Regions from separate parts of the Mus musculus genome. Here regions 2, 3 and 4 are each linked to region 1. The links are chromatin loops, found by intact Hi-C in ENCODE. Cell type or tissue: gastrocnemius. All regions are shown on one strand.

Region 1 (8,000 bases):
AAGCTTACCTCTGAGAAGGGAACATGTGAAGTGCTTCCCTCTAAGAAAGATTCCTTGCTTCCTGTTACCCTGGCTCAGCAAGGACCAGTCCAGTCCTTGCTAGAGGCCATGCAAGTGGCTACACCTTGAATAGTCTCCCTTGGTACAGACCTGATAATAGAGCCTACCCCTAGTGGATGCCATCTTCTCCACCGCAGGGGAGACTGACCTGGCTACATAGGGAGTGGCTACATGGAGGCAGACAAGTCACCACCAGCCCAACTTCTAGGCTTTAATCTCTTTTCTCCAAGCAGGTCTTCCCATTACCTGCCCACTAGCACTCACATTTAGGGCCCCTGCAGAGCTGACATCCATGGGCAGCCCCATCTGGTCACAGAACTCCACCAGGTCACTGAGCATCTTCGTCTGTGGTGGGGGATGCCGGCGCAGCAGGGCCTGCTCAGGGAAGGTGCGGAAGATCTTGTGGGCCACCGCCATGTTGGCCAGGAGCATGAACTCCTCTACAAGCCTGTGGAGGATAGACAGTAACTAGAGGGATCCTGGAGACAGGTGCTACTGCCCCTGTCCCAAGGCCTTGGCTCAGCTGATTCTCTAATACCTTAGTTCTCAGTGTAAGAACCTTTCTGTGACCTGATCAAACTAGTTCTTCTGCTCTTTCTCTTTCATCTCCATGCTCAGATTTCCTAGAGTCAACCTGTCAATAATGACTTTCTCTTTTGGTCTGAATGTGTATGTGGTCTCCTGTCTCATTTCTCACTAAATGGGGATGCTCTCAGGTCATGCCTGGTCCAGAGATGATACACAGTAATGATCTCTGGTAAGAAGACCTGCTGGGCTTCCTCTGGGGCTCACTTGTAAGAAGAGCTATCATTCTATTTTCCTTCACTTCAGTGTAATTAGAATTACTATAAGTAACTAAGTACATGGGGATAAAGCTCTAAATAGGAAGATGAAAATATGTCAAGGCCCTAGTGAGAAGAGGTGGGGACTGATGGAAGATGGAGGAAGTGTGTCAAGGGTAGGAAGCCAGGCACAGCAGGAGACAGAGTCAACCAGCCCTGAAGTTAGTTACCTGTATTTCAATCCTGGGCAGGCAGGTTCTCCCCTGACCCTTGGGGCTCCCTTGGTGAATAAGTGGATTGAACATGAAGTCTTTCAGGTGTGTACATCCTGATACTACTATAGTCAGCATGTCCTGTGTGGAAAAAGCTTGCTCCCTGGGAAGGCAAAAGCCATTAGAGACCTTGTTCAGCTTCGAGGAGACACCCCAAGCTGCATGTTGAGCCTTAGTCTTCTTCTCCCACTGAGGCAGCTCTGAGAGTCTGCCAGTGTCTGAGGAAACCTGGGATAAATCCCTCTACTGGAGGCTGAGTAGTGTTGCTTGGTCAGATCTGTCATCTAGACAAGTTCTTAGAAGGAAAATCAGACATATAGGAGAATGTTCCTTCTCCAGACTGGACCTGCTGTGAAGACGCTTGCCTCTGCTCTGTCTAGGTGCCTATTTGCAGAGCTTTCTCTACAAGGGGCTCATGAAGCCCACTAGGTGGGGTCTGGACACACCTGGCTCCTGTCATGGGGACCTGTGCACACCCGATCCTGTCATTGGGGCCTGGGCAAGCCTAGCTCCAGTCATGGGGGCCTCTGCACACTTGGCTTCTGTCATGGACTCACTAGACTCAGCTCAAGAAGAAAAGCCTTTGTGTTACCCACTAGTTTGTAGGCAGAGCTTTTTAGGCTGACACCCTTATCTCAGTCCCCAATCCCTTCTTGTGCTTATCAGTACTGACAATCACCATCACTGACCACCAAGCCTCTGAGACAGTTTGAATGCTGGTTCTACCACACTCTTGTTGTGGAACCCCTGGTGAATCTCCTGTTCTTCCTTCCCAAAGTAAGACAATGCTAATGTCTGATCACAGGGCTGGTGCAAAGGCAGAGGGAACATGTGTTCTGGGCCAGATACCAAGCAGGAATATCAACTGTCCAAGACACAGTGGTGCTTTCCTTTCTTCACATACACCACACAAATGACTAACACATCTGATAATCCTTCACCTTGTCACAACCTCCACAGTGCTGGGATGCTGTCTGTCCCTGCTCAGACTGTTAAATAAATGCTCTGACACTGCTATGGGAAGTCAGGACTGTTTCCAGACCTGTTCTCTTTGTGCAGTCTCAGAATCCTGTTGACCAGAGTACACAGTCTCTTGTAATCCCAAGGCTGAACTAGGACTGCAGTTTGTAAATGAAGCCGGCAGGTGGCAGTAGGGCCCCACAGCAGGACTGTGAGGATAAGGCTGTTAGGCAGGCAGGAGCAGGGTGGGCTAATGGCTCAGGACAGGGACCCTTCTCCATGCTCCAAGCTATAAGTCAGAGACTTTGATGGGATGATCCAGAGTCCTGGTCCACAGGAACTCTTCTGCTTTGTTCCACATGAGTTCATGGTGGGAGAAGAGAGATGGGGTGAAGGAGGGGCCACTATGGGAAACAGGCATGAGAAGACTCCAGGCAAGCAGCTTCTCCAGTGACCATGACCTGACAATTTATCCTCCATGGACATCTGCACAGCCCTGTAAGCTGCCCAAGACCTTGAGAAAAGAAGAGCATGTCTAACTCTGATCACAATCTGGCATGACTCTGGTTGCATAGGCTGGCCTTGTTCAGGCACCTTGGTGCCTGTGATTCCTATTTCCATTAGTAGCCCTTGTCCATCTGTCCATTCTGCACCCCCTGTCCATCTGCCCTTCGCTTCCTCTCTCCCTCTGAGTTAAGACATCAGCCTAGGAATTCTTCACAACAGTCTGTCAAGAGCAAAGCATTAACTTAAATCCTGTCACCAACCAAGAGGATGCACGGAACAAAGTTCCCACTTCTGGGTGCGGATAAGGCTCGTTAGTGTCCTAGGGTGGTTTGAGGAAATGATCTTAAAATCCTCTCATCCTGCAAGTGGAAGGGGAAGGAGCAAGCATGTGCACATCACAAAGGACCCAGCGATACTCTGGCCCAGGAGCTCCCAGACTCCCAGGAGGCCCAGGATCTAGAAGATCTAGAACTGACAGGCTGAGACATGGCCAAACCAGCAGCAGCCAGAGCTCCACTGAACTTAAGATTCCCTGTGGGGCCAATCACCCATGGAGGGGTGCACAGATCTCTCCTCTCACCTGGGGCTAGCCAAGGCCCCTCTTGCTGGCACCTGTCTACCCTTGTGCAGTTCTCACAGTGATCAGCAGGGGGCCACCAGACTCTTCTGTTCCAGTCCTGGGACGTGGCAAAAGCCACTTAGAACCCAAGAACTTTCTGGGAAGAATAGCTCGAGAGTTTACAAATTGTGGCCCAAAGTCCAGGGGTCCCTGGAGTGCCAGTTGCTGTTTCGTTAGCTAAAGCTGCCTTTTGGGCTGAGGGTTCTGTGCAAACCGGTTGGCTGTGGGGTCTCTGGCAAGCGAGCTTATCAATCTGAGCTTTCCTCTCTTGTGGGGAAAGGGGCAAACTTCACATAAAGTTTGCAGCCAAACTCAAATGATGCCTTGTGCTATCCCAGGGCAAATGAACCAGGCTGGAGCACATTAGGGTATGGAACTGGGAAAGTGGCTGAGGGTTGTCTGGGTTGCCATGGCCTAGACTCTCCTTCTGGTCTGGGCACCTGCCTTCAGTCTTAGGGCACCTCCTCCCCAGGCGACAGCATCGCATAGGCATGAGATCACTCAGCCCTGCTGGGGATGGGGAGCTAGCTGAATCCCAGCAACTGCCTGACAACTGCTCTAAATAGGGGCTCAAGAATGGCTGACAGCCAGGATCACCTTCCAGAACAGCAAGCCAAGCCCTCAGAGATGGGGCCTCAGTCCCAGGTCTGGCATCTGCTGAGCATCTGGAGGCCTGAGCCACTGGGGCCCCACAACTCTGGAGGTCTTGGGTAGGACTCTTCTGTGACAGGAGGCTGTCAGCCAGGACATCACGGTGAAAGCTCTGCAGCCCTCTCTCAAGCAGTCCCTACCTGCTGTCTGGGCCTGCAAGGCCTGGGGAAAGAGGGGGAAGGTTTGCTGTTTCTCATCCCAGGGACCAGCTGAGCCAGGGTTTCATGTCCTGGCAAGCCATAATCAACCTATATATAAGTGCACACCAGAGATGCACATTCCATGTCATAAGAAAGGAAGCTTCCGCCCAGAACGGTACTGATACCACTTAAAGGGAAAGGTTCAGATACAAATTTACACTGCTGTCAATTTATTACTATTATAGGCATTCTTTACCTTAGGAAGTGAGTATGCTCAACACAACTTATGCTGCTGGACACTGCACCTACCATCCGAGGACCCAGACTGGGCCATGTTTATTTACTTGTGTCCAAATGTGGTTATTATTTGCTATTTACCTAATTTTTTGAGATTGTGTCTTTCTCTATGTAGGGTCTTTCAGTCTACATAACCTCAGCATCCTGACAGGTCAGACAGTGGTTAGGTGAGAAGCCTCTGAGGAAGGCAGGCATGCCAACCAAGTGAAAATCAGCGACCAAGTTCCTGGCCATAAATAAGTACCACTCAGACTACAGTGTGTCTACCCTAGCCTAGCTAGACCTCCTCTTGTCTGGGCACCTGTCCTGTTATTGCTTTTTTTCTTTCCTTTCCTCTCCTCTTCTCTCCTCTTCTTCTCTTTCTCTTCTTCTCCTTTTCTCTTCTCTTCTCTTCCCTTCCCTTCCCCTCCCCTCCCCTCCCTTCCCCTCCCCTCCTTCCCTTTCCATTTCTTCCTTTCTTCCTTTCTTCCTTTCTTCCTTTCCTTTCCTTTCCTTTCCTTTCCTTTCCTTTCCTTTCCTTTCCTTTCCTTTCCTTTCCTTTCCTTTCCTTTCCTTTCCTTTCCTTTCCTTTTTTCTTTTCTTTCTTCCTCTTTTTAAAGAGCAACAGGGTATGCAAGAGTTGCTCAAATGGTCCAGTTCTAGGATCTGGAGTAGATTTCCAGAAGCATCTCTTGCTTTCCTTCCTGTCATCACTGTTGTCCAGGTCGTCATCTCCTGCTACTGTGTTGCCTTCACACAAAACAGGGTCATGTCCCTTCCAGCAGGAACCACTGTTTAAGACTAGCAGTTCCTCTACCTGGCTAAACAATATGGTATGTTTTATGTATGTTTGGACTGCATCACTCTTCTTCCCTGCTCCATCCTACTTTGGCTCTACTGAAGTCCTGAGGCCCTTTTGGCTTCTGTCCTTTCATATACTGTTCTCACAGCCCAGAGTACTAGGGCTGCTCCTCGCTCATGTCCTTTCTTTGGCTATCACTCAGTTTGGAAGATAGCATGAGGAACTCTCTCTTAGCATCCTCTTGGTCCCCATCATAGCATCTGGCCTTCATGACTGTGATGGCCTCTCTCGGTCCTAGGTTGTATCTCGTCTCCATCCCTAGTGGTATATGTGCTAGTCCCAGAGTGGATGTTCAACAACCTGCACAGAGTGAAGGACTCCTGGGAGCAATGGCATCAGGCTCCAGTTCAGGAGGTAGGACTGTTGGGTCCCTCTATCACTATTGTCCTTTCTGTTTAGTTCTCAGGTGTTTCTAACTTCCTAATACTCACTGCCAGGCATGCTGATAATTTGGGGTCACCAAGTCTCCTGATCTTTTCTCTACAGGCCCTAACCAATCTACTGAGTACTACTTCCTTATCTCCTGAGTACTACTTCCTTATCTACTGAGTACTACTTCCTTCATACACAGCAGCAGAGTTATTTACACTAGCAATGGCTGGTAGGCCTCAGCTTTCAGAGCTAGCTTTGAATCCCTTTGTTGGATTTCTTACTCATCTTTTCTAGCTGTGGCCTCACTCCACCCTGGGTATCACTTCTCCTATGGCCCTACAATGTTCTTATCTTTCTGGGTGGCAGGAGCTTAATGTGCAAATAGGGAAGTGATCTGCTCCAAGTCCTATATCCCTACGCATCAGTCTGTGCTCTTGGGGCCAGTGGCCTCAGAGGCAATCAGAATGCCTAAATACTTCCTAAGACGCCCACAGGTATATCCATCCACAGGGAGGTACACTCACAAGCAGGATTCATTTCAAGGGATGTCAAGGAACCAGAAATGAAACACAAAGCTCGAGGTGGAAAGGCAAGGAATTGAGGGTACAGGCTTGGACCCCACTCAGGAGCTGGAAGGCTACTGAGCAAGAAAGATGTTTCAAATAAGTATGTGGGAATAGTTGGGGCTGGGGGACAGAGTAGGACCGGATGAGGGATGAGACAATTAAGGGAGGGCTTGAGCGAGCCAGGTGACGAAGGCGTGTGCACTGGCCCCCAGGAGGCCAGAACAGAGAAGGTAGAGGTGGTAGAATAAGGCAGAGGGACATGGAGGAGCTGTAGCAGGCTGCCCTGTGAGAAGTGCTGCAGAGGCAGAGGAAAGGGTAAGAAAAGGCCCCTGAGGCTGGCAAGTTGAGGCAAACCACCAGGGTGGTAGGGCTGGGGAATCTGGTTTAGAAAAACAGGGAAGGGGTGATAGGTCAAGTGCAGGCAATGCTCCATTGAGTTTTGGTGAGTCAGTGACAGAAGGAAGGAGCCAGGGCCTTATGACTAGTTTTAGACAAGTCGAAGGTATTCTAGGAGGCAAGGGCTCATGCCCTGAGAGAGCCCGCAGGAAGCCATCCAGCAGGCCCAGAGGAGGGGAAGGGAAGAGTCACTGGCTTATGTCTCATTGTAGAGCAGGTTAAGGAAGGGCCTTGTAGGTAGGTCTGCAACCTCTGTCCTGACCATGCTACCTATAGGAAGGCTGGTTCATAGCAGTCAATGCTGACACCATGCTGCAGCTGTCAAGAAGAGAGGACCCTTGCTCAGTCTATAGCTAGTCAGGGACAAAGAAGCTAGATGCTTCATTCTCTGGGCTCCTCATCTAGCATGATGCCACAGGGCTGATGGGTAACCCCAGAGCACCGTCCCTGGAACTGTCAAGCCCACTGGGCAGTGGAGAGAAGAGAAAGTACTATACCCACTAGGAACAGCTACCTCGCTGTGGCTCAAGGACAGGAACAGGTCCCAGGTGGCTGCTGTTTCTGCCCCTAGAACTCAGTTTCTGGACAACAGTGAGATGCTGGCACTAACTTTGGGTCTTGCCTCAGGTGGGGAGGTGGTGCTGAGGGCAGGCCCTGTCCAGACTCATGCTCCTCAGACTTTGCCTTCATATTTTCTACTCCTCTGTACCTGGTCTCTCAATACTGCCTGGCAAGGGAGGTGAGGTCTGTAGGATGTTCTACCCTCAGATCCATTTTACCTGCTAACCCAGAAGAGAAATTCATCTTGGGATGGGAAGTCAGTGGTCTGATCAGCCCTTTCATACCCTGAATACTTGCAAAGTGGCTTCTGAAGTTGATCTGGAGCTGAGCTGCTGAGATTGAAGCCTACTGGGCCAGAGGTGAGCATCTGCCTGGCTGTTGCTGAAACCTGAAACTCCATCCATCTTCAAAGACCAAAACCAAGTGTGAGACAGAAGAGCCTCTCTGCCCTTGGCCACTAGGGCACTTGTTAACTTTGTGGGAATCTCATGCTAATGGAATTAGGCCACTCACAGAGATTGTTCAATTAGTTCTTGGTGAAAACTGCTAACATGGAAATTTGATAAGAATTGCTCCCAGCTAGTTTCAAATTCATTTCTTCGGCAAACCAAATTTCCCCCACATGGGTACATCCTCACTGTTGGCTTAAGGAGCCCTTGGGCTCCCCAGTAGCTGTGAAGGCAGCTGCTGGGCTCTCACAGGAGTTGTGTGCTAGAGCATGACTCTCCTCTATAGCTGGGCAGCCCAAGGTGGGAAGACAGCAGCCACCCTCACAGGAGACCTGCTGCTCTCTCAGCAGCCCCAAATTGAGTGTAGTGTGGTGGAAAACTGCAAGGGAATGGGGCGTGATGGGAAGTCAGTGGTCTGATCAGTACTAAATTGAGGGATGCTGGGGGTGGGGAACTGTAGAGATCTTGTTGCAGTTCCCTCTGAGGCCAGGCCAGGGTGGGGCTGGTGGCTAGGGAGCTGGAAAGTA
Region 2 (8,000 bases), 72 kb after region 1:
ACATAGTGGCTCACCCCAATTCGAGGGGATCTGATGCCCTCTTCTGGTCCCTATGGGTACCAGACATACACAAAGTGTATATATAAGATAAAAATAAATATTTAAAGAATATGGGGGAGGTTTGGTGATATAACTGTTCTGATTGAATAATATTCTTAAGAACTCAATGTCTAAATATAAAATCTTATCAGGGCAAAATAACCAGTTTTTAATTTAGTAATTGAATATACAATAAATTACAAAATTATGTTGGAGTATAAACAGAAAAATACAATATAACTATTACAATTGAAGTTCATAAATTCAGATTTATAGATGAATATTGGCCAACCAATCACCCATTTTTCAGGATTTTCAAAAAATGCACTATTTATTTGTGTGTGTGTGCAGCATGGCACACATGTGGGGTCAGGGAAGTGTAGGGGAATTAGTTTTCTCTACTATGTAGGTACTAGAGGTTGAACCCAGACCACCAGGCTTGACAGCAAGCACATTAGCCACAGAGCCATTTTGCCAGCCCCATTTTTGAAGCTTTTAAAGCCTGAATTATTTATCTCACTTATCATTTTAATCTCATAATAATAAACTGATCTTGCTGGTTATGGTGGCACACACTAATACTAGCACTCAGAAGGCAGAAGTAGAAGCAGACAGATAGATCTCTGTGGGTTTGAGGCCAGCCTGGTCTACATAGAGAGTTCCAGGTCAGCTAAGGTTATACAAACAATCAAATAAACAATAAAAAATATAATTATACAACCTGTTTTTAAAAACAAAATAGTTTGTATTTAAGATACTTCAAATTATAAGAAATAGCTGTCACTGAATATTATTTATAATACCAGAAAAAAATTAGTATCTCTCCTTGTTTTCCCCACCAAGATACTTTGCCTTCTCTCCCTCCTGCCTTCAAATCTATTCCTTCTCCCATATTTTTCTTGATTATAATATTACCACCTACACTCTTTCCCAAATTGAAATAGCATTATAAACCATTTCTTTCCTATACTTACTGTGGCCTAACTTGACATATACTGTTGAACCCTGTACTGGGTTCAATTTACTGGGAAGGGAGGGCTGTTACACTGAATTTATGTAAATTTAGTAAATTTCTTTATTAGTAAAATCAAAACCAATCCCCATGGTTTCTCTCACTTTGTGAAGTTTCTGTAATGTGCTGTTTCCATAGAAAGCATGTGCTTGATGTAGAAGAAGAAATTGAAGATGCATGGCTGGTATTGGTAACAGAAATTAATAGGTGTTTGGCAGTATTCTAGAAGTTTTACACCCAGTGATTACTTGAAAACTTTGGTAACAGCTTCTATATGAAAGTGTTATTGAAGTTTTCTCTTTTTCTTCTTTTCTTTTTTCAATTTTTTATTAGGTATTTTCTTCATTTACATTTCTAATGCTATCCAGAAAGTCCCCTATACCCTCCCCTCACCCTGCTCCCCTGCCTACCCACTCCCCCTTCTTGGCCCTGGTGTTCCCCTGTACTGGGGCATATAAAGTTTGCAAGACCAAGGGGCCTCTCTTCCCAATGATGGCCAACTAGGCCATCTTCTGCTACATATGCAGCTGGAGACACGAGCTCTGGGGGTACTGGTTAGTTCATATTGTTGTTCCACCTATAGGGTGTTTTCTCTTGTCTGTTTCTTTTTTTTTTTTTTTTTTAATACCGTCAGCTCAAAGGACGCAAACACTTTGATATTTTGGTTTTTGTTTGTTTGCTTTGAGACAGGGTCTTGTGTTGCTTAGGCTTGCCTCAAAGGATGGCTTTGCTGAAGATGACTCTGCACTTGTGATTCCCCACCTCCTGAGTGCTGGGATTACAGGTGTGCACAACCATACCTGGTTTATGCTGCGCTGGGGGTTTAACCCAGGGCTTTGTGCATGCTAGGCCAGCTGTAGCCTCAGCACCCCATTAGCTTTAGTAATAAGTTAAAATGTGTTCTAATATGTTACATTTTCTTGTATGTCCATTGTTTTATAAAGCATTGTAGCTGGGCGTGGTGGCGCACGCCTTTAATCCTAGCACTAGGGAGGCAGAGGCAGGTGGATTTCTGAGTTTGAGGCCAGCCTGGTCTACAGAGTGAGTTCTAGGACAGCCAGGGCTATACTGAGAAACTCTGTCTCGAAAAAACCAAAAAAACAAACAAACAAACAAAAACCCCCCAAAAAACAAACAAAACAAACAAAACAAAAAAACTGCGTCTTCATCTACACCAACACACTATAGAGTTTTTGTGTCATATACACTGTTTTGTGACAAAGTTACAAAGTTAAAATTTTTTATATAATTTCAGCCTTTTAACTATGCTGTGAACCGAATTGTACCTCCCCATTGATATACTGAAGCTGTAGTCTCCAGTTTAACAGTATTTGAAGACAGGGTTATTAAGTGATTACAAAGGTTAAATGAAGTCATAAGGGTGGGACCTAGTTACACAAAACTGATTTTAAGGATGAGAGGACAAAAAAACACACAGTCCCTCTCTCCATGGAGGTGCAGAGGTAAGGCCATATGAGGACACAGCCACATATGAGAGAGGTAGGTTTTCACCAGGAATCACACTGGCTAGCACCTGAAGCTGGGAACAACTATATAGGTCTGTTGGTGAAGTCACCCAGTCTGTGGTGCACTATCATTGAGGCTGAGCAAAACCCACACGTTTTCTGGGTTTCATTGCCAGATGACGACACCAGATGTTCTGTGGCAACTGGCTGCAACAATTAGTCCAGAGCTCAATATTTATTTTTGTTGTTGCTTTTAATTGGACAGTGTTCAAGGAAGTATCATACTTTCAGTTATAAGACTTTTAGTCACAACATGACTTTGGTCATCATGCTTTAGTGTTTGTCAAAAGAAAGTCATTGTATCTTGGGCCTAGACTGGACCCCGAGACAGAAAACACTGATGGAAAAAACAGGTGAAGTCCAAATAAAGGTGGAAATGCAGTTAATAGCAGTGTCCCAAAGGCATCTCTTAAGTTATGCATTTATAAACTATGTTATACATAATATAATTTTATGTTTTTTATACATAGTAATCTTGATCTATTTTCATAAACAAGAAAGGGCTAAAATTTTATGTATAGAATGAAAAGGGGGGTAGAGCTCAGGTCTTAAGATCATCAAGCAGCTGAGGGCAGTACAGAGGAGGTAGCAGCAGGTGGAAATCAGAAAGGCTTTGGACAGCGACCTCGAGTCAGACTCTGAGCCCAGCACTTCTTGATAACCCAACATGCTAGAACGATTCTGAACATGGGTTTTATTCAAAGCGAAATTGCTCTGAAATGCGCATTAACAATCAGCTGAAGGTGTCCAAGCCCTGTGCCACTTGGCTCAGCCCGCATTCAGCCCTGTGCAGGGCACACACAGCTCGAGCCCATGGGCCCACCCGCTGCGAGCCCTTCACCTGCCTGCCTGCTCGCTGCTCCAGCTTCTGCACATGGTGTTCCCATTTTCTGGAACACCTTTCTGGACACCTTGCTTCAGGCAAACTTTGGCTATCTTTCTACACTCAGATCCTTGCCATTTCCATGCTTCTCCAGACTCCCCCAGGCAGAGAATGTACTGTTCTATAACTTCCCCTGATCTTTCACAGAGGCTGTGGGACAGTCCCAAAGAATTAGCTACTTACTCCACCCTCCGAGCTCTTCTACAGCACTTGGAAAGGTCCTGACCACCCTGTATCCTGATCCCTTGTTAGGTGCCCCCAGGATATGGAACCCCCAAGAACAAAGGCAAGTCAGTCTGGCTTTGTCCTTCTATCTACTCCACACAGCAGGCAGGCACTATTAGTGCACAGATGGATGGCTTTTGGTATAAGATAAATATCCTGCTGTTTTCTATGTGCTCTCTCTCTCTCTCTCTCTCTCTCTCTCTCTCTCTCTCTCTCTCCCTGTCTGTCTGTCTGTCTGTCTGTCTGTCTGTCACACACATTCGTGCAATAACAAAACAAAAACAAACAAATAAAAAAACCAAATCCCAACAGTTTATGAAATCCTTGCTGACAGATATTCTATAGTAGCATCTTTCTCAAAAAAATGCCCATAGCAATTAGTACTTTCAGTAGAAAGGAAAGATTTTCTTGGCAACCCTCTGGAAAAAAAAAATCCACTAGTATACCCTGTAGCTGTCCTGGTTATCAAAACTGTTTTGCTCCTCCCACTGGTCAGATGCCAAAGACCTCAAGTTTCATGAAGAAGCTGTGGCAGCAGAAATGCATTTAATTTTTAAGGGACAGTCCTTTTAATACACTTTCTACTAGATTCTGGGTAAGGAATCAGATGGAATTCAGAGGAAACAGTGCATGTTCATCCAGTTTTGTAAATAGGTGGTTAGGCCTCTGCCTTTCAAAGGAGAAGAAATTAAGAGGTTACGATCACATTTGTGGTTTGGCACATCACAGCCTCTCATAAATCCACTGGTCCTCCAGGGGTCACTGTGCATGCGTTCCTGTTCAACCCGGAGTGCAGCAGGCTTTCCTGTGGCAGAGGACTGGCAAGGTGGGGCTATTCTCTTTAAAGCCACTTTTTCAAAACTCTACCCAGGCAGATGAGGAGGAAGAAAGATGCCCTGCCTGACTCCATGCAGCACATTGGCCGTGTGAGGCTCGTCACACTCTCTGGAGAGATTCTGGGCCGGACTGAGGTGCAGAGTACCAAGATAACCAGGAAGGATCTCTGTGTAGAGAAAGTCCTGCTGCCGAAAGCATAGGGCCAGTGCCTATGCTTCCGTGGGGCTTGGTAGTTTTCTCTTGGCCCTGCCTGTATCCCTCCCTGTTTATTATGGACTTTCACCACAGTTCCCCAGCTGCCCAACTCCACTGTCCTAACTGCAAGTCATGTAACCAATCTCACAGTGTGCCTTCTTTGTTCTTGGGACCCTACTGGCTAAACACTGAAGGTGGCAGGAAAACATGCTGGGCTATATAGGGATGCATCAACAAACAGTCTCAGCTCCTGCCATGCCTTGATAGCATCTTCCCCCAGGCTTCACACGCATTACTTCTCTCCTCCAATTCTTCTACCTTCTCATTCTTTCTCAGCAGAAAACTCAACTCTTGTACACAGAGAAGGTAGACTTAAGCCTTTTCTAGCACTCTCCATCAACTACTCTCTTGAGCCATTTTCCCTAGCTTTTCAGGGATGCCCTGGTCCTGTTATCTCATGGCAAGTGTCTCCTGCCTTCAGCCTGGAGCTCTAGCTAGTGATCTCCCTGCTCATCTGGTTCGATTCCCCAAGTGCAAAGGTGGAGCTTCCCTTAACTCCAGACTATATTCCTCTGCCAGTCACACTCCAGTTGCTCCACTTGAAGCTTCTCAGAATGGTTTATACTTCTCAGCTTTCATTTTTTTCTCTTAATTATCAAAGTTACACACTCCTTGTAAAATTCCTTGTAGGAATTTTAGATTCTATAAACCAAGACTTGAAAGCACAAACACCATGGGATCCCGGTTCTTAGAATGTTAGCATGATGGCATGAAATCCATGCGTTTCATTTGTGTACATATGACCATATGGAAAGTAATATATATTATATAATCTATAACCACATGTTGTTTTTAAAATACAGAACCAGTGAACACTCAAGACTGGCCTTTCCTGTACTCCCTTCTTGGTTGGCCCTTACCTTCTGTCCTCTGTTCTTCTTCCTGCCTCCTTCTCCTTGGTTTCTGTCCTCTGCATTCTGAGCCCTGCCTCTTCTTGGAATCTAGACTCTTCTGTTCTGATACCTGAATCTGAACATCATGAATTCTTTAAACACAGCATGAGAATAGAGAGCCTGGTGTTTTCTTCCCTTTGTGTGTTTCCACCCTCCCTGTACTGATGTTTCTATAAGAACAGTACCTTATCCTCCATCAAATGAACAAATAAGCAACAAAACTTCCCCAAATCACTTAAGAAACAAGACACTGCCATTTCTACTTCCCCATCCCCTCTCACCTCCTGAACTATTGGTTACCTTGTGACAGCAACAGTCCTGGCCTATAACACCCAATCTGCCTGTGCTTAAGGTCTGGCATTCTAAACCTCGATCAAGTGATTTTCTTTGTCTCCATTTACAGTGTTCAAATGTGGACACTGGTTTTCCCTTTTTGGATATAGTCTATAGTTTCCTATACCAGTGGCAAAGCTCTTCATGGAATCATTGTTGGTAGAACTTCTGTTATAATTTAGAGATGATTTGAATGTTCTCTCATCAAGGGTTTGTGTAATCAGAGACTGTTTCTCAGTAGAGCAGTGTTGACAGATAGTAGGAACTTTGACAGGTGAGGCTAATACTGGCTCCTCCTTTCATCCTAGCCGTCTGACATGCCATATGATGTTTTCTTTTTATACAGTCATTGCCATACTATCTGCCTTGAAGAGATGAAAAGGGCCCTCACTAGAGGTGGCCTTATGTCATTTGGACTTCCAGTCTTCAAAGTTCAGCATGCACCTTTAATCTTATCCTTGTGTGATAGAGGAAAGGAGATCAAGGGTTCAAGGCCACCCTCAGCTACATGAAGAGTTTAAGGTCAGCCTGGGCTACATGAAGAGTTTAAAGTCGGCCTGGGCTACATGACATTTCGTCTCAAAACTAAAACAAACAACAATAGCAGCAACAACATAAAAGCAAACCAAATCAACCAATCAAACAACTATCAAACAAAGAGTCAAGATACAAAATTGAACTTAATAAACCTCATACCTAGCTTTAGATATTTCATGAAAATAATGGAAAACCAGGAAAATAAAGTTTGCCTCAGTAATTTTTATTTTTTAAAATATGGACGCTCTTCAACTTTGCATATAAGCCTTTCTCAAGGGCAGTATTAATCCTAATTTTAATATGCATCCTAATTTTAATATGTGTGTTGCTGAGGCGAATAACACCTTCCTTTACTCCAGACTTCAGTATATTCTTTGCTTTTAGAGTTTGTGTGTGTGTGTGCGCCTGCATGATGTATGTGGTTATCTATAGCTGTGTGTACCTGAACACGAGCAGAGACCAGAAGGTATCAGATCCTCCAGAGCATGAGTTACAGGTGTTTTGTAAGGACATCTGGCTACTGGGATATCGTTGAGGTTTGGTCATGATTATGCAGCAAGTGCTCCTAATGACTGAGCTGTCTCTCTTCCCGTGCATCTTCTTTCGTATCTGGTGATAACCTGCAATCCTATTTATATCAGGTCCTATTGCCTTTCCCTTTCCCAGGATTCCATGTGCTGGGTGAGCTGGATTTTGGTCTCCTATTGATGAATAGGTCCCAGATACTTTTGGTTGGGCCAGGAAGTGTTCACTAAAGACTAGATCTATAGGTTTGATATGATGACAGAGGTGGGGAGATCCTGAGCTATACAATAACACCTCAAGTCTATGACAACAAAAACAAAACATAGAAAGAGCAGGGTTAGGTCCCCACAATCAGTGGCCAAGAGTCACATGCACTAAAAGCTAACTACTAGGGAGAATCTGCCCTCTGTATTTATCTCAACGTAGGCAGCAGCAGTACCTGGAGAAACAGCTTCTCCATTTCCCCACCCCTTGCTTCTCTTTCCTTTTTGCTCTGTGATAGGCATTGCTGACATTGGAGGTGACTGTCCAGCATGATTCTGTAGCATTGATAAATACTTTAGTCTATGAACAAGTGTCTCTGCCTATGTCGGGGCATTTACTCAAAGTTTCAAGGGGCAGTGATGTGGAACAGACCCTGATACTGATATGCTAGCCCTGACTCTGGCTGAATTTTCCTTTATCCAGAGCACTCAAGAGAGTTTCTACTTAGAAGGAAGGCCACTCAACTGTTGCAAAACTGAGCATAACCTATTACCTTGAAGGATGCCCATGCTGCTTAGTCTGCCACTTTAAGCCTCTTTCCAACTTCATACCCCAGCAAGGTCACACTACATCTGTTCCTCAAACAGTGTTTCTAAAGCCTTTATTTTCTCTCTCTTTGTGTGTGTGTGTGTGTGTGTGTGTGTGTGTGTAAGTGTGCGTGAACATGCATA
Region 3 (8,000 bases), 280 kb after region 1:
TTATTTCACACTTGACAAGACCCTACAAGCACTTTTCTTATCCAAAAAAGTATCAGAAATTAGTGCAAGGATCTGACAAGGTAGATTGACTAAAGTGTGTGTGTGTGTGGGGGGGGGGGGAACGACTTCAAATCCCCATTGAATAGCCTTATTCACAGGCAAAACTTATTTTTACCTTGGAGTCCAAGGGGCCCATAACACCAACACACACACATACAATGCCTAAGTACATTATGGAATGCACAATACCCTATGAAGAAAATAATTAGAAAAGGAAATTTAAACTCACCTTCCACTGATCCTCAGGAAGCAGTTTTACAACCACAAGGTCCCCATTTAAGGCTCTATTACGAGCAACAACTCCATCAATAAAAATGTCCCGATCACCATCCTAAATTGGAGGGAGAAATAAAGGAACAGTCAAGTTACCAAGGCCTGGAGCCAAAATTTATCTCCTTCAAAGTGTTCATACTCTAAATCTGTCTGCTAACTTAACAAGAATACTACTCTAGTAGCTAGCAAGACGGCTCAGTGGTTAAGAGCACTGACTGGTTTTCCGAAGGTCCTGAGTTCAAGTCCCAGCAACCACATGGTGGCTCACAACCATCCATAATGAGATCTGATGCCCTCTTCTGGTATGTCTAAAGACAGCTACAGAGTACTTACATATAATAATAAATAATATAAAAAAAAATTCAAACCTAAGAACAGACTAGCTGAGGCTAAAATCACCAAATACTTAAAGAGATCTACTAAAGGCTGACAAAAACAAAGAAAAGCACATAAAGAAAAAAACTAACACTGTAGACTGATTACTAAAATGAAAAAGATAATATTCTTATGTTATCCTTTTTAGCTTTAGAGTAGAAAAAGAAAAACCGCCGGGCGGTGGTGGTGCACGCCTTTAATCCCAGCACTCGGGAGGCAGAGGCAGGCCGATTTCTGAGTTTGAGGCCAGCCTGGTCTACAGAGTGAGTTCCAGGACAGCCAGGGCTATACAGAGAAACCCTGTCTCAAAAAAACAAAAACAAAAACAAAACAGAAAAAGAAAAACCTCCAAATAAAGCAGAGAGAGATGAAAGGAGCAAGAACTAAAATTAATTTAACAGATACATATGTAAACATTTACACTTATATGTAATTTTAAGTAAACATAAAAAATATATGATTCCCTAAGGAATCACATTTAAAACCTCAGTGCCAGAAAACAGGAAACCTTCTTTCAAGTTGTTGGTCAAGAGAGTCCAAAAGACTCTCAAAATAACATATGCTAGTGCTGTTGCCCTAAAATGCCTCCCAGAAATTGAAGGTCAATCCCTATTGCTGAAGATACCACATACTTCAGATACAGGAAAACTTAATCACTGGCGGAAGAGAGAGAATCAGACTTCCCCTCAATGAGCATCTTAGTTGGTTACCTAACAATCTAAACACATATAGAACACCACAGTGACTCAGCAGGTTACATTTATGCATTTATATATATAAACATATGAGTATATACATGCACATGTATACACATAAAAATATAAGGTTATGAGAAGTAGTGAGAAGACTCAGGAGGAATTGGAGGAATGAGAGGGAAAGGAAATAATTTAAATATAGTACTCCTACATGAAATTTTAAATGAAAATAGATTAAGATTCATGAAACATCTTTAAACCTCTATCTCCTGACGTCAGAGCATGGTAAGCTCTAGACCATGAACATGAAGCACTGACACCTTAGGCATGCTCAGTCTCACAGCCAGAAAGGCCCCGTGGTAAATGGGGTGGTGCCCAGCAAACTCACCGGGCATCTACTTCAAAATCTAATGCAAAAAATAGCTAGATAAAAACAAGTTTTGGGGGTCAGAGGCCAAGAGAAAAATGTCTCGACAAACATGTGCTCTTCTTTAGTCTTCCAAGTCATCGCGTTCCTTTTCAGAGAATAAAAGAGAAGTTAAATGTTGGCTTTCCTTACAGGAGCTAATAGCAAAAGTGTCTGGAAAGTCACTGATTTGTAATACAGACACTCTATACTGTTAATATTTAACATTCAAATAACTTGAGTACTATAAAATTTTAGTTAGTTAAAATGGGCATTCTAAATCTGCCAACTCCTCCCAGCTACAAACAAATTCAAGATATTTTAAAACAGATTTTCTATTCAATTTCCAGTCTAGTGATGACTGGCAGCTGTGGCCTACACTCTGCCAAATCTGACCCCACCCTCGTCCCTAAGGAACAGCTACCGTGTTAGCCATAAAGAAGTAAGGCAGTTTGACCCTGTGATGAGCTTCTCAGAGAAACAGAGATGACTGGTAAATAGAACGTGAACCACACGAGTGTGACACATCACCACCAACTGTTGCTTTCTGCAATGTATTTAAAGCACCCTGATCTTAGGAACCGCCCTCCAATGAAGAGAGCAGCTGCTCAGAGGTCATCCTAACCCATTCTCATGTATCAAAACATCAGCAATGCAAAGTCTCCTCAGCAAGCAGCTGTACTCCTCCTTTGGCAGCTCAGAAATAGAAAGATTCGATGACTAGACTTTAGCATTACTGTCTTAAAGAACCAAGAAGAGAGAATGAGTAGAATCTAAGACAACTCCTAGCTAATGTGTCACTACTCAATTCTTCAATTCACTCAGAAGCCTATTATCTACAGCCAAGTCTGTCATTTTAAAGATAATAAACTTAAGCCAGGTGATGACGGAACCTTTAATCCCTGTACTCTGGAGGCAAAGGCAGGTACACCTCTTGAGTTCTGAGAGGCCAGACTGGTCTACAAAGCAAGTTCCAGGACAACCAGGGCTTTGTAGAGAAATTTTGTCTTAGAAAGCAAAATAAAAGATCCTAAACTTAGGAACTGTTCAATATTATCCCTCTTAACTGGATTTTAAAGCTACACAATTCAACTCTTCACTTGGACACTGGAAGACTCACCTTATCCATTAGAAAGAATAGCATAGTTGAGGGTGAGGAAGGAGACAGGAAGTGGATGGTAAACATCCATAGAAAAATAAAAGGAGTGTGGACACATCTAACTTTAAAAAGAGAGAATGAAGGAAGATAATATAAGAATGTCATAATGCTCAGAGTATCCTCTATTGATGAGATAATAGATCCTTTTGGACCAGGAATAAATTCCACAGCTGGATAAAGCATGCCTCCCATGACAAGACACAAATTACAGAGCTTCATAGACCAATATAATCCAGAACAGAAAAAAATAACAAGCTGTCCATTCCTTTTCTTTAGCTCAACTAAAAAAAGATAAAAAAGATATTGTAATATTATCATTTATCTTACTTTACTTAAAAGTTATTTGTTTTAATTTTCACTTTGTATTTTATTTTTGCCAAGAATTCCAAGATACTAGCAGGTAGACATATGTAACACATTCCATACATTTAGAATCTACCATAAGGGAAAAAAATCTACTTACTACCAATAGAAATTATAATAATTCCAAATCAAGTTCCTTCGATACAAAATATTCTTTCATACGTGATGATGAGGACTTAGCCCACTGGACTAGGTGGATATTTTCAAATGGCAAATAGCACCCAGTAAACATTTTTAGAGTAAGAATAAACCTAATCTAACAGAGGGTATTTTATCAACTCTTCATATTAGACATGAGAAAATCTTTCTATCTCCTGTGCTCAGACCATAGGTTCTTTTCCTACGTGTTCCTGTCTTACAGGTAAGCATTCAAGCCCCAACACTGCACTTCCTAGTCTACCTGTAGGCATTTTGCAATTCAACACAAGTTTGGTCTTGATGCGGACATAAACTATACTTAGCCAGAAATTCATGCTACTGAATTCTATTAATTCTTTTCTACAATGCCTCTAAATATTGAAACTGACCAAAAGAGCCCCAAAACAAGAATACAGTACCATTCTAACATCCAAAATTAGAGTATATTCACCTACAATTGGGCCTTGATAAGCAGCCTTTACTGCCAGTCTTCCCAGGGGTGAATTTAGTATTAATAGTTTCTGGGAGAATGTGACTATTCCATTAGGTTCTAGATAAAACAACATATACATATTTTATAGAAAAACCATCCTAACACTGCATCCATCTAAAACTTTCTAAATAGAATATGACAGGTAAAAGTTTCAAATAGAAAAACAAATATAAACCTTGGAAACACAGATGTTTTGCTTTTTCCTTCCTAATGTTAACAGACCAGACTGAAGCATATAAACATAATATTTGTAAAGCAAAGAATATGAATTTAACTTGCAGGATCCTAACTAGACTCTGTACACCTCCTCATCTGACAAGAAATTCTAAGAGGTAAAAGAATGTGTTCCCCTGAAATCGGCCTAAGCACCGAGGTGGCACTCTGTACTTCATGCAAGTTAAGGAATGGTATTGCTAAGAAACATGGATATAGAACTCAGACCTGTAGGGTAAGATAGCCATATATGCATATGCATATGCTCAAGCCCTGGTTAGATGTAAAGGAACCAAGAGAAGACAAGAATCAAGCTTGAGAAAGAAAGGTGTTAGAACACAGGTTAACAGTCAGCCCAAAGCTCCACAGAATATGAATTCTATATGTAAACAAACATGGGTACAAAGAGGTATCTTTGTCATAAAATTTATTTTAATGTTATTTTTATTCATGTGTATGCAAAGGTGAATAACCATGCATGTAGGTATCCACCAAAGCAGAAGAGGGAATCCGATTCCTTGGAGCTAACGTTACAGTACTGTGAGACCCTGGTGTGGTGCTGGGATCCAAACTTTTATCCTCTGCAAGAGCAGCATGAGAGCTTGACTCCTGAGCCATCTCTCCAGCCCAATTCATAACCTCTTATATATTTGGAACTGTCCCTTAGTTCTAGGCTTCACATGTGTTAAGTGCTAACCTAACAGGGATTTAACTTCAAAGAACTCAAGACTCAACACTTAGGAAAAATAAAAAGCTATAGTAAAGTTTTCAAACGTCTACAGTCCCCTGTATCCTTGCAGCCAGCGAGGCAAACAGAGTAGATGAGAGGTCTGAACTCTGGTCAGTTCACAGATATCTCACGGGATGAATTAAGTGAGATTTTCATGCTTAAAAATCACTGTTTCTCATACACGAGCGAGGACTCCTTAATTAAACTTAGTTAAACTCCTCCAACTAGAAGGCTACAAAAAAAAAAAAAAGTCAACCTTTCTAATGTGAGAAATGTTGATTATATAGAACCTACTGAGATAGCTAATCTTGATTCTAAGATGGCACGTGGCACCTTCTTGAATGTGATCGTCATAGTATGAGCAAACTCTAGAATCTAACCACATGTAAACACACTCTACACACTCCACTGCTTAACAGAACTGTTCCCAAAGTAAAACCCCACCTCAAAGTTGTTACTTTACAAGTCAGAGTATAGATATGTTTCATCTAAGGAAGAGACTATGATTTAGAGGAAACAGTGTGAAAGCATCAAAGATGTTTTTTCCCTACTGTAACAGTAAGCCTTGAACTTGAAGTAAATGCAAGCACTTGATTTCTGATGGGAGAGAGAAAAAGAGAAAAGGAAACTGAGCAAAGCTTGAGAAAAGAGAATAAGGATACTGCAATAGTAGCAGCAGTAGTAACAATAACAGTAATAACAGAATCACCTATGAACAACACAGCAATGTTATTAAACTTGCCATGTAGCTAATGAAATATGTCATTCCTTTCTAAGCAGAAGTTCACCCCTATGTTTCTCTTCCACTGTTAAAAAAAAAAAAAAAAAAAAAAGTAGCTCTCCATGACAACATCCTGGGAAAGTTAGGCCAGGAACTCAAGACTATTGCTCTTCCAGCCTCAGGTACAACCCTCTGCACAGACCTGCCGCTAACTACTTACCAGTGCAGGACTACTTTAACCAGAGAGAAGCTCTTAAGACAAGTCATGAATACAAGAAACAGCCTAAAAACAAAAACTAAAGCGCCTTGACCAAAGGCCGATCACCTGCACAAAAGTGAAGTGAGAAACCAACAGAAAAGCATTACACATTATTTTTGGACAAATGTTCAGATTAGCTCATGCAGTAGATCGAAAGTAGATAGCATATTTGTTTAGGAAAGATTAACTTAAATCAGTGGAAAAACCTATAAATCCTTTTAAGCTATAAACCAAGAGTATCCAATTACATGGGCTGGCCGGTAGTCTGTGAAAGTCCAGCTGCTTTCTGCAGCCTCAGAACAAATGTCATCCCTCTCATTTGGCATTCAATTTTAAGACTGGCAGAAGGGGTAGTGAACAAATTTTATTTATTTAAATTTGAAACAAATCTTTGCCTATTCTCAATTTTGTTTTACTATTCTGCTTTTTAGTCAAAGTATATGATTTCAAGTTCAGAGTACATCTAAAATATTCAATATGACATTAAGTTTATTATAAAGTTAATAAACTTACCGGAGAAGGAATGAAGGCTTCATGAAACTTCTTTGGGTTGATTCTCAATACACCCTTTAAAACAAAACAAAATAACAATCTTTGAAAATTCTACTAGCTGGATATTTATTTTTCCTATGTATGTTATTCTCTGATTAAAAAGTTCTTAAACAATTTGATTCAGAAAACAAGTTAGATGTATGAGAATTAATTTAAGGCTGGTACAGGAAAAACTAGGTTCCAACACTGACAACTGAGACTACTGCCCTGCTCTGATGGGCACAGGAAATACCAGCCCTAGGCACAGAGCAGGACATGACAACTACTCACCTTCACCTTTAAACCTTGACTCTAACAAGGCTGTCTGGAGAGTATGCCTCCTTCATATTAGCAGCCTACTTGCTCCAGGTCAGTCCCATGACCTCTGCACAATGTCACGTCTCTGGGACCGTTTGTTTTCAAGCTGGGTTCTAACTGGATGCTTAGCCCCGAGGAGCTGGATGGACATGTTCTACTCTGACTCCTTTGCAGAACCGAATGAGTTAATAATTCAAAATGGTTCCTAACAACTCTTAATGCAAATGTCAACGCTAGCTCCCATAGCTAGGCCACCCAGTCTGCCTTCAACTTCGTATGACTCCAGCACCAAGTCAGGATCCACTTCTATTTATGTACAGGCGTGCAGGTAGGGGCAGTCCTTAACAGCCACTCAGTGCTGTGGGCCTTTTTCAGGCAGCCATAACCTCCCCCAGAGTCCAGCTGCACTCACGGGCCACTGGAACACGTGCAGGGAAGAAACTGTTTTCCTACCAACACAACTCAACGGATAATTTGAGAAAGTGTTTAAAGAACATTTCCCACTAAAAGGAATGACTCAAAGGCACAGAATTCACAAGATAGGTGAAGGTATAAGATTAAATGGAAAATAATTTCTTTCTTTCACAGGTGTTTAAATTACAAATTTCCATGCCATGATACACATCTTAACATACCAACTAGATTATCACAGATGATCACTCAGTCCTTAGCCATTTGTATTGATATTTGATACTGATTATGATCAAGCCCCAAACAGACCACATAGGGTACTGAATAATAACTAAGTTTAGTCCTTGAGAAAGAAAACGAATGGGATGCTGTGAGATTACAACTACAGCACTTTCAGCTAGCACAGTTCTAAGAAAAGATCAAAGGTGAAGGAGTAGAGGTGCAGCAGGTGAGGCATCCAGCACTTGCTTGACCCTATGTGGCCAGAACTCTGCTGGTTACGGAAAGGGGTCAGGAGATAGAGCTGACAAAGCTGCCCAGGCTTTCTTGGTTAAGAGTGCTGAAGCAAATTCACTTTCTAAAGCAACTGTTTCTTACTGAAGGAAAGGGGAAACACTTATAATTTTTTTCTAAATACTCATACATTCAACAAATATTTCCTGACCACTAGCTTGACAGTCACTATGTATGATGAGGAGGCTACAATAGGGAATAACAGACAGCCTTGAGGGGAAATGCTTCAGCAAATTTAAACAGTATTTTTAAGCATTTCATTTTCTGATTCCGGACAGCCTTTTCTTCTTTTTTTTTTTTTTTGGCTTCATAAATTGTCACTTTTATTTTTATATCAGAGAG
Region 4 (8,000 bases), 420 kb after region 1:
GTCCTTGCCCCATTCCAGTCTCCTCCGACAACCTGTTTATGGACTGTTTTACCAAATTCTGGTCAGTCGCAGAAAAAGCAATTCACAGTCTATGAGGCCAGGGCTTCCCCAGTTCCTCTGGCAGCAGCGTTGATGTGCTGATCTCAGGTCCATGTAATACTGGTCTTACAGTGAAAAAGCATGGGGTCAAGGGGGGTTCCAGGTGAGTTTTTCAAAAAATCTGGGAGACCCCATAACACTAGGTTGAAGTCCTTGCAAAATCTCCTGAGGAGGCTATGAATGAAGCTCTGAGGTAATGTCAAAGATGAAATGGAGTCTGCAGCATGTTTGAAGATGCCAGGAATATGCAATTGAGTCACAAAGTGGCCCAAGAGAGAGCCATGTCGGTTATAAATGGCTGCCTATACTACCTGTTGGAGCTGGCCATGACATGTGAACCTAGACATGGAGGAAAAGAAGTCAGTACTGGCTCTCTGGGTCTCAACCACACTCTGGGAGATTTCCATGCTTACCACCCTGTGCTGCTGTAGCTTGGGAATACATGCTTTTTATTTTACAGGGGTTTACAGTGAAGAGTCTGCCTTTACCCTCAGAAGAAACTTAGGATTTGGACAAGGTTAAGACTGGGCAAGGTTGGGACCCATTAAGGTTGGGCCTCTTGAAATATACCAAATGTGTTTGCAGTATGGGATGTTCATGAGTTTGTGGGGGAAGGCAAAGTAGAAAGTTACGGCTTGAATAGATAATGTCCCCATAGGCTTGTGTCTTGAATGCTTGGTCCCCAGATGGTAGAGCCATTGGAGAGGTTCTGAAAATTTTAGAAAGTGCACATAATCGGAAGCAGCGCCAGTAGGACATCTTTGACGGTGATGAACTGAACAAGCTCCAGTCCCTTTGCTCTGCTTGTCTGCCACGAGCAAACAGACTCTTCTTCCACACGATGATCTGCCTCACCACAGGCTCAGAATCAAATGAGCTGAGGAGGAGCTGCAAGCCCTGAAACTAAACAAAACTGATCCCCTCAGTTGTTCTCTCTGGTTATTCTTGTCACCACTGTGAGGAACACAGTGATGACATCACCTTACACCACTATCACACTGAGTGTCTTAGAACCCAGAAGCAGAAGTCTTCCATATGTCTTCTTATTCCCAAGATTGTTTTAGCTGTATTAGGCTCTTTGGTTTTCCAAATGATCTTCATGGTCAGCCTGTCAATGTCTGCATAGAAGACGATCAGAATTCTGGCAGGATTTGTACTGAATCAATAGTTTAGGAATTACCATTATTTTAATAACATTAAACTGTCCCATCAGTGATCAATAGACACCTTTCTACTCATTCAAATCTTTAAAATTTGGCAATATTCTATATATATATATATATATATTATGATTTATAATTCTGTCCCATTTCTTTTTCAAATATTTTTCTTCTTATTTATATTTTAGGTATATGGGTATCTTGCCAGCATATGTTCATGTATCTTACGCATGCAGTATCCATGGAAGCCAAAAGAGGGCATCAGATTCCCCCTGGGACTGGAGTTAGAGGTTATTGTGAGCCACCATTTAGGTGCTGGGAATGAAACTTGGGTCTTCTGGAAAAACAGCCAATGCTTTTCATTGCTGAGCCAACTCTCCAGCCCTTCAGTTTTATTTCTAAGCAATGTGATATTTTATTTTTGAGATGGGGGTCTCATTATGTAGACTAGGCTGAAACTCAAGAATTTTGCTGGTCTCTGCTTCCCAAATGCTGGGATAAAAGACATGTACCACCATACCTAACTCTAAGGACTATAATTTTGTTGTTATATTTCTTAATTTAAGTTTAAATTAAATTAAATTTTAAATTTAAATTCATTTAAATATGTGTAAAATGCAAGTGTATTGAATGTGATCTTATGACAGTTTGAATTTTTTGTTAATACTATAGTATGTCACGGTAGAGTGTTTTGTTTTGTTTTGTTTGACACTACATGGAAACAGGAGAAGGATTATAAAGTTAGAAAAGTGTCCCCAACCATCTACTTCTAAAATTGAACAAAACTGATTTTATATTTTTAAAAATGAGGAATATAAATTCATATCTCATTCTAAATGTCTATAAGATAAAGATCACGGTATCATTTTTTTTTTCAAATCAAGAACAAGAAGGCTGGGGTGTGGCTCAGTGGCGAGCACCTATCTAGCAGGTGCCAGGCTATAGGCTCCATGCCAGTACTACCAAAAATCAGGCTGGGGATATTGCTCAGTGATAGGCCAGTTGCCTAGCATGCATGAGACCTGAGATTCATATTCTAACACTGTAAAAACAAACCATTACCTGACAGACATATAGTTCTAGGCCTTGGGAAGTAGAGAGGCAGGAGGATCAGGAGTCGAAGGTTATCTTTAACTTCATAATAAGTTTGAGACCGACCAGCCTGAGCTAATATGAGAACTTATGTCAAAAAAGGGGGTGTGTGGCTGAGGGCTGAGGGCATATATAGTTCCCTTTAGCCTGTAATCACAGGGCTGAGGGGCACAGGGAAGAGGATCCAAGAGGCTTGTTAGACGCCCAACCTAGCCAACCAGTGAGCTCCAGGTTCAGTGAGAGATCATGTCCCCAAGAAATAAGCTATGGGACGATTGAGGAGGCTCAGTAGGTAAGAGCTCTTACAGCCAAGCCCAACAGCCTGAGTTTGAGACCTGGAATCTACACGATGGCGGGAGAGAATGGATTTCTGCAGGTCATCCTCTGATCTCCACAAGTGCCCCATGGCATGCACACACACACACACACACACACACACACACACACAAATTTCAATAATAATAAATATGTTGTAGAAGCAAATGATAAAGACACCTGAGATCAACCTCTGGCCTCCACACACACACATATGTACATGCACCCACACACATGAGCACAAACACACAAATGTAGGTATGGAGTGTATGCTTGTAATCCCAAGGCAGCTGAGGATAGGTTTCCTGAGGAACACTAGAGGTTGTCGTCTGGTCTCCATATGCACCTCCACACACATGCAGACACAGACACATGGGGAGACTATTACACATTTCTCAGGATCCATTCAGGAGAGAGAAATCACAAAGCAACATGAAAGGGGAAACTTATTGCAATGAATTGCTCACCCTAACGGACTGAAGTGATAGGGAATGGCTAGAAAGAGAAGACCTCTGAAAATTACAGGAAGAGCAGCAGGTAAATGGAGACACCTCTGCATCTGTGGCTGAGACCGAGCCTAAGAAACAGTCTCCGTGCTCCAGGATTAAGACCGACACCTTGAAGCAGACTCAGACCACCACTCATTAGATGGTGAAGTTGGCTGGAGGTTTGCTAAAAGCAGCTCTTCACGTGACATGAGAGGCTAGCTGGCTACCAGGCACAGCCAAAGGGGCATACTGCAGGAACTCTACTTCTATAGCCGCAACTCTCAACCTGAGTGTCGCAACCCATTTGAAGGTTGAACAACCTTTTCACAGGGGTCACCTAAGACCATCAGAAAACACATTTTAAATCGATATTTACATTACGATTCATAACCAAAGCAAAAATACAGTTATGAAATAGCAGTGAAAATAATTTTATGGTTGGGAGTCACCACAACATGAAGAATCGTATTAAAGGGTTGAGGCATTAGGAAGGTTGAAAACCACTGTTATAGAGCAAATCTGTCCATTTCCATGTTCCTACAGCGCCCTCTACTGACACCTGAATATCAGGCCTGCAGGCAAATGACTAGGTCTTGACTGAACAACATACTTGGAGCTATACTGAATATAGTAATGCCTGAGAAAATGACCCAAAATGAGAACATCAAGATATGTTTTAAGAAATTTACTGTGTAGCACTGGGTGAAAATTCTTGAGGAATCAAGAGGAGAAATAGCAAGTATCTTCAAAGTGGATGAGCTCTGGTCTTGAGCAGCGTTGCTTTGCAGCATTAGAAATCAGTGAAGCATGCCTAGGGAGTGTAGTCACTGCTCTGTGTTTTAGATAAACAACGTGACCAAAAGCAAGCTGGGAGAGAAAGGATTTAGGTGGCTTACACTTCAGGTAAGGGAAGTCAGCACAGGAACTCAGAGGAACCGAGGCATGATCCACGGTGTAACATGGCGTACAGGCTTGCTCTCTGGATCACGCTCTTACAGAGCCCAGGACCACCTGCCCAGGGATGGCACTGGCCACAGCAGGCTGGGCCCTCCCACAGATATCACTAGTTCTCCACCGACATGGCCAAGGGACAGTCTGATCTGTGCAGGCATGGTGCCACATGCCTTTAACCCCAGCACTCAGGAGGCAAAGGCAGGTAGACTACACAATCTAGTCTACACAGTGAGTTCCAGGTTGTTCAAAATGACACAATTAAACTGTTTCAAACAATAAATTAATTAATTAAACTAAGACTAATCAATATGGGGAGTTAAATATAAATCAAATAATTGATACCTAGGAAAATGAACTTTCATACAAAGTGCTAACTGTGTCTCAGGACTCAGAATACTGTTTCTGTGAACTCTTCCTGAAGAATGTGTTACAGACAAGCCTCAGCCTCAGCCAAAACCATAGTGACATTAAGTGTTAGAGAACAGTAAACACGCAGGGACCTGCCAAAGAGCGAGGCTTCAAAGGTAAGAACGGGCCAGGAGGGCTGCAACAGGGAACTGCTCTGATGGAGCAGCAGTAGGACTGGTACTCTGTCACCTGAATGTAAATGCACTGTCATTACTACCCTGTGTCTTCAAGAGCAGGATTCTTGACAGAAGAAAAGAAATAGAGATGTAATGTTTAAAGGATTAAAGTAAATGATAGTGTTATTCAGATACGGTGATGCATGCCTCTAATCCCAGCATACAGGAAGCTAAGAAAGATCACCAACCACAGTGTGAGGCTAGCCTAGGCTACAGAGTAAGACTGTCTCAAAAAAAATCCATAATACTAAAATTTGAACTGAAAAATTACAGTGTGAACTCATGAGATGTCTATTACTGTATGTCTGCTTTTTCTTTATTTTAAAATCTTATGTGTATGATGTGTATGCTTATGGAAACGTAGACGTGCATGTAGCATGATACATGTGTGTGCAGAAGTAAGAGACAACCTAGAGTGTGGGCCTCTCATACCCTAGGCTAACTAGTGAGCTTCCTGGGATTCTCCAGTCTCTGCATCCATCTCACCATAGGGGCACTGGGGTGGCAGACATGGCTCTACCTGGGTCCCTGAAATCCAAATTCAGTTCATCATGCTTGCATGCCAGACACATCCACTGGGCCGTATCCCAAGCCTGCAAGTCTGAACAAACAATTCTAAAGGAGCCTAGGATATCTGGGCCTGTATGGCAGGACAGAGCCATCATACCCAACTGGGTCCATGTCCAAATAACTCAGGAGAGAACCCAAAAAACTCCCAGTGGCCCAGCTAGGACAATTTAAGCTTTAACCATAGTAACAATTATAATACATATAAATCCACTAAATAATTTAAATGTATTATACAATTAATTATAACTGTTATTCTAATACAGAAAATGTATGTAGTGAACCAGTTTGCTGTTTTTAAATTGTCCATGGCAAGATGGTTCAGTGGATAAGAGCACTGACTGCTCTTCTGAGGGATCCTAAGTTCAAATCCTAGCAACCACGTGGTGGCTCACAACCACCCGTAATGAGATCTGATGTCCTCTTCTGGTGTGTCTAAAAGACAGCTACAGTGTACTTACATATAATAATAAATAAATCTTTGGGCCTGAGCGAGCGGGGCTGACCGGAATAAGTGGGTTTGACCGGAGCAAGCAGAGGTCCTAGAATTCAATTCCCAACAACCACATGAAGGCTCACAACCATCTGCACAGCTACAGTGTCCTCACAGGACGTGGTTACCCTGCTCCTGCAACACTGCACAAACTCACAGCAGAAGGAAAGGAATATCTACAGATACGGAATTCCAGCAAACTAATGAAAAAGAAACGACAAGACTCAGATGTCATCACTGGCAGTGGCAGCTGAGGTTCCTTCCATTATTTGTAGAAGATCCATGCGGCCTTACTAATGCAACCTAATGCGACGACCATCTGGTCAACACTCTTGGTCTGTTTTCCTGAGGCCCACTGACTCAATGACAAAATCAAGGTGCAATCGAATCTGCAGCATGGAACAATGGAAACCTACTGAGCACCACGTTGCTGCTCTCAACGCTGTGGTGGGCACCAAGGACACCACGAGCACAAGGATAGGCAGCTGGACATCGTGGGTCCCCATGAAGGAAGACACCATCTCCTATAGTCTAATAGAGCTTCTCCATCCGCTGACACTGCGTAGCAAATGCAGACTATAGAGGAGCGGCAGACAACTCAAGAGGGGCAGCCAGCAAATTCCAGTGCAGATAAGTTCTGCAATAGACACGGAAAAAGAAGAACCTGGGCTTTAAAGATGAGGGCTGGAGAGATGGCTAAGAGGTTGAGAACACTAACTGCTCTTCCAAAGGTCCTGAGTTCAATTCCCAGCAATCACATGGTGGCTCACAATCTTCTGTAATGAGATCTGGTGCCCTCTTCTGGTATGCAGGCATATACACAGGTAGAACACTGTGCACATAATAAATAAATAAATAAATAAATAAATAAATAAATAAGGCAGAACATGGCTACCATGGCTAGGAGGTATATTTGGGTGACAAAGCTATGAAGTAGGTATGCTGGCTGGTCTTACATCAACTTGACTCATAAACAAGAGTCCTCTGGCTCTTACTCTCTTGCCTCTTTCCTCTCTGCTGCTTCTTTCCCCCTTGCTCCCCCTCTCTCCACGTGGCCATGGCCGACCTCTACTCCTCTACTCTCTTCTCCTCTCTGCCTTTCTCTGCCTCTACTACTCTCTTAACTCCCCTCCCCATGCCCTAAATAAACTCAATTCTATACCGAAAAAAAAAAAAGAGAAAGTCCTCTGAAGGAGCAAACAACTGAGAAGATGGTTCCAGAAGCTGTAGGACATGCTATTAATTGATGGAGGAGGTCACTGCCCATTGTGGGTGGTCCCATCCCTGGCTGAAGATCCTGGATTCTGTAAGAAAGCAGGCTGAGCAAGGCAGAGGAAGCTAGCCAATAAGCAGGAGGATCTTTGCATCATCTCCTGTCTCCACGTTCCTGCCTTGTTTGAGTTCCTGTCCTAGTTTCCTGCAGCAATGAACAGTGCTACGGAAGTGTAAGCTGAAGAAAAACTCTTTCTTCCCCAAGTTTCTTTGGTTGTGAAGTCTTATCACCGACTAAGACAGCAAGAAGTCACTTAGTACTTAGAAGTACTTGGTATCACCACAGCCCAGCAGGTCATCAGGCCTGTCATGGTACACTAAGTAGTACCAGCAAGTCCCTTGCCAGGAGCTCTGGCCAGGCTGGTAGAGAGCAGATGGGTAAATGGACGTGTGTGAGGAGTCACTCACATCTAGATGAGATAAAAACACAGTCACACACAATGCTCTGCCATCAGTCTGGGGCCATGAGAAGTGATTTCCAGCAAAGGGATCTTGGATACCTCTGTGGATTCATTTCTCTCTCCAGCATGTAGTCTTGGCCTTTCCTTTTTTTTACTCTGTGCGGTCGGGGGGGGGGGAACGACACACATGCACCACTGTGTGCATATGGAGATCAGAGGACACTGTGAGAATTGGTTCTCTCCTTCTATCCTGTGGGTCTCAGGATAGAATTTAGGCTGTCTGAATTGGTAGCAAGTGTTTTGACCTGCTGAGCCACCTCACTGGTCTGTTGACCTTTCAGAGTCATCTCTGTGGGCCTAGCCACATCACAGACTCCTATTTAGAGACATTCTGGATTTCTAAACCCAGGCTCAAGATTTGCCCAGAATACACTGTTAAGCATCCAATTCTAGCCCATGGCATTATGGTATACTTCTGACCTCTGCTGGTCATTTGTAGTACTTAAGATAGTGTTTTTAAAATAACCCTAATGGCAAAATGAGTAAGAGAACAAGTCAACAAGAAAGGCAATGAT

The links. Peaks named below come from ENCODE experiments on the same cell type or tissue, not always from the same donor. Only the 100,000 strongest peaks of a DNase experiment are listed, where the experiment ranks them.
Region 2: a loop joins it to region 1, with 2.5 times the contacts of the local background. A loop is called at or near these places in 7 of 42 quality-filtered maps.
Region 3: a loop joins it to region 1, with 3.0 times the contacts of the local background. A loop is called at or near these places in 3 of 42 quality-filtered maps.
Region 4: it touches region 1 in a loop (11-fold over the local background); 17 of 42 quality-filtered maps call a loop at or near these places.

What each region holds. Positions count from the first base shown.
Region 1 is chr1:87,036,525-87,044,524 of GRCm38, reverse strand. Dis3l2 (DIS3 like 3'-5' exoribonuclease 2) reads right to left here. Exons shown (of 21, transcript NM_153530.2): 15 at 325-508. Among named protein-coding and RNA genes, the nearest start is that of Gm28375, 27 kb to the left of the region's middle. In gastrocnemius, CTCF peaks have their summits at 3,219 and 7,494; DNase peaks (open chromatin) are centred at 2,270 and 3,225; H3K27ac peaks cover 1,532 bases.
Region 2 is chr1:86,964,919-86,972,918 of GRCm38, reverse strand. The region is part of intron 11 of Dis3l2 (DIS3 like 3'-5' exoribonuclease 2); the gene reads right to left. Among named protein-coding and RNA genes, the nearest start is that of Gm41909, 41 kb to the right of the region's middle. In gastrocnemius, CTCF peaks have their summits at 34 (motif pointing left) and 4,440 (motif pointing right); a DNase peak (open chromatin) is centred at 4,468; H3K27ac peaks cover 402 bases.
Region 3 is chr1:86,752,679-86,760,678 of GRCm38, reverse strand. Dis3l2 (DIS3 like 3'-5' exoribonuclease 2) reads right to left here. Exons shown (of 21, transcript NM_153530.2): 4 at 6,399-6,452; 5 at 290-391. Among named protein-coding and RNA genes, the nearest start is that of Dis3l2, 53 kb to the right of the region's middle. In gastrocnemius, no CTCF peak of the experiment used is centred here; no DNase peak of the experiment used is centred here; H3K4me3 peaks cover 429 bases; H3K27ac peaks cover 3,947 bases.
Region 4 is chr1:86,614,356-86,622,355 of GRCm38, reverse strand. No RefSeq gene overlaps it. Among named protein-coding and RNA genes, the nearest start is that of Gm41908, 8.7 kb to the left of the region's middle. In gastrocnemius, CTCF peaks have their summits at 3,713 (motif pointing left) and 7,915 (motif pointing left); a DNase peak (open chromatin) is centred at 3,703.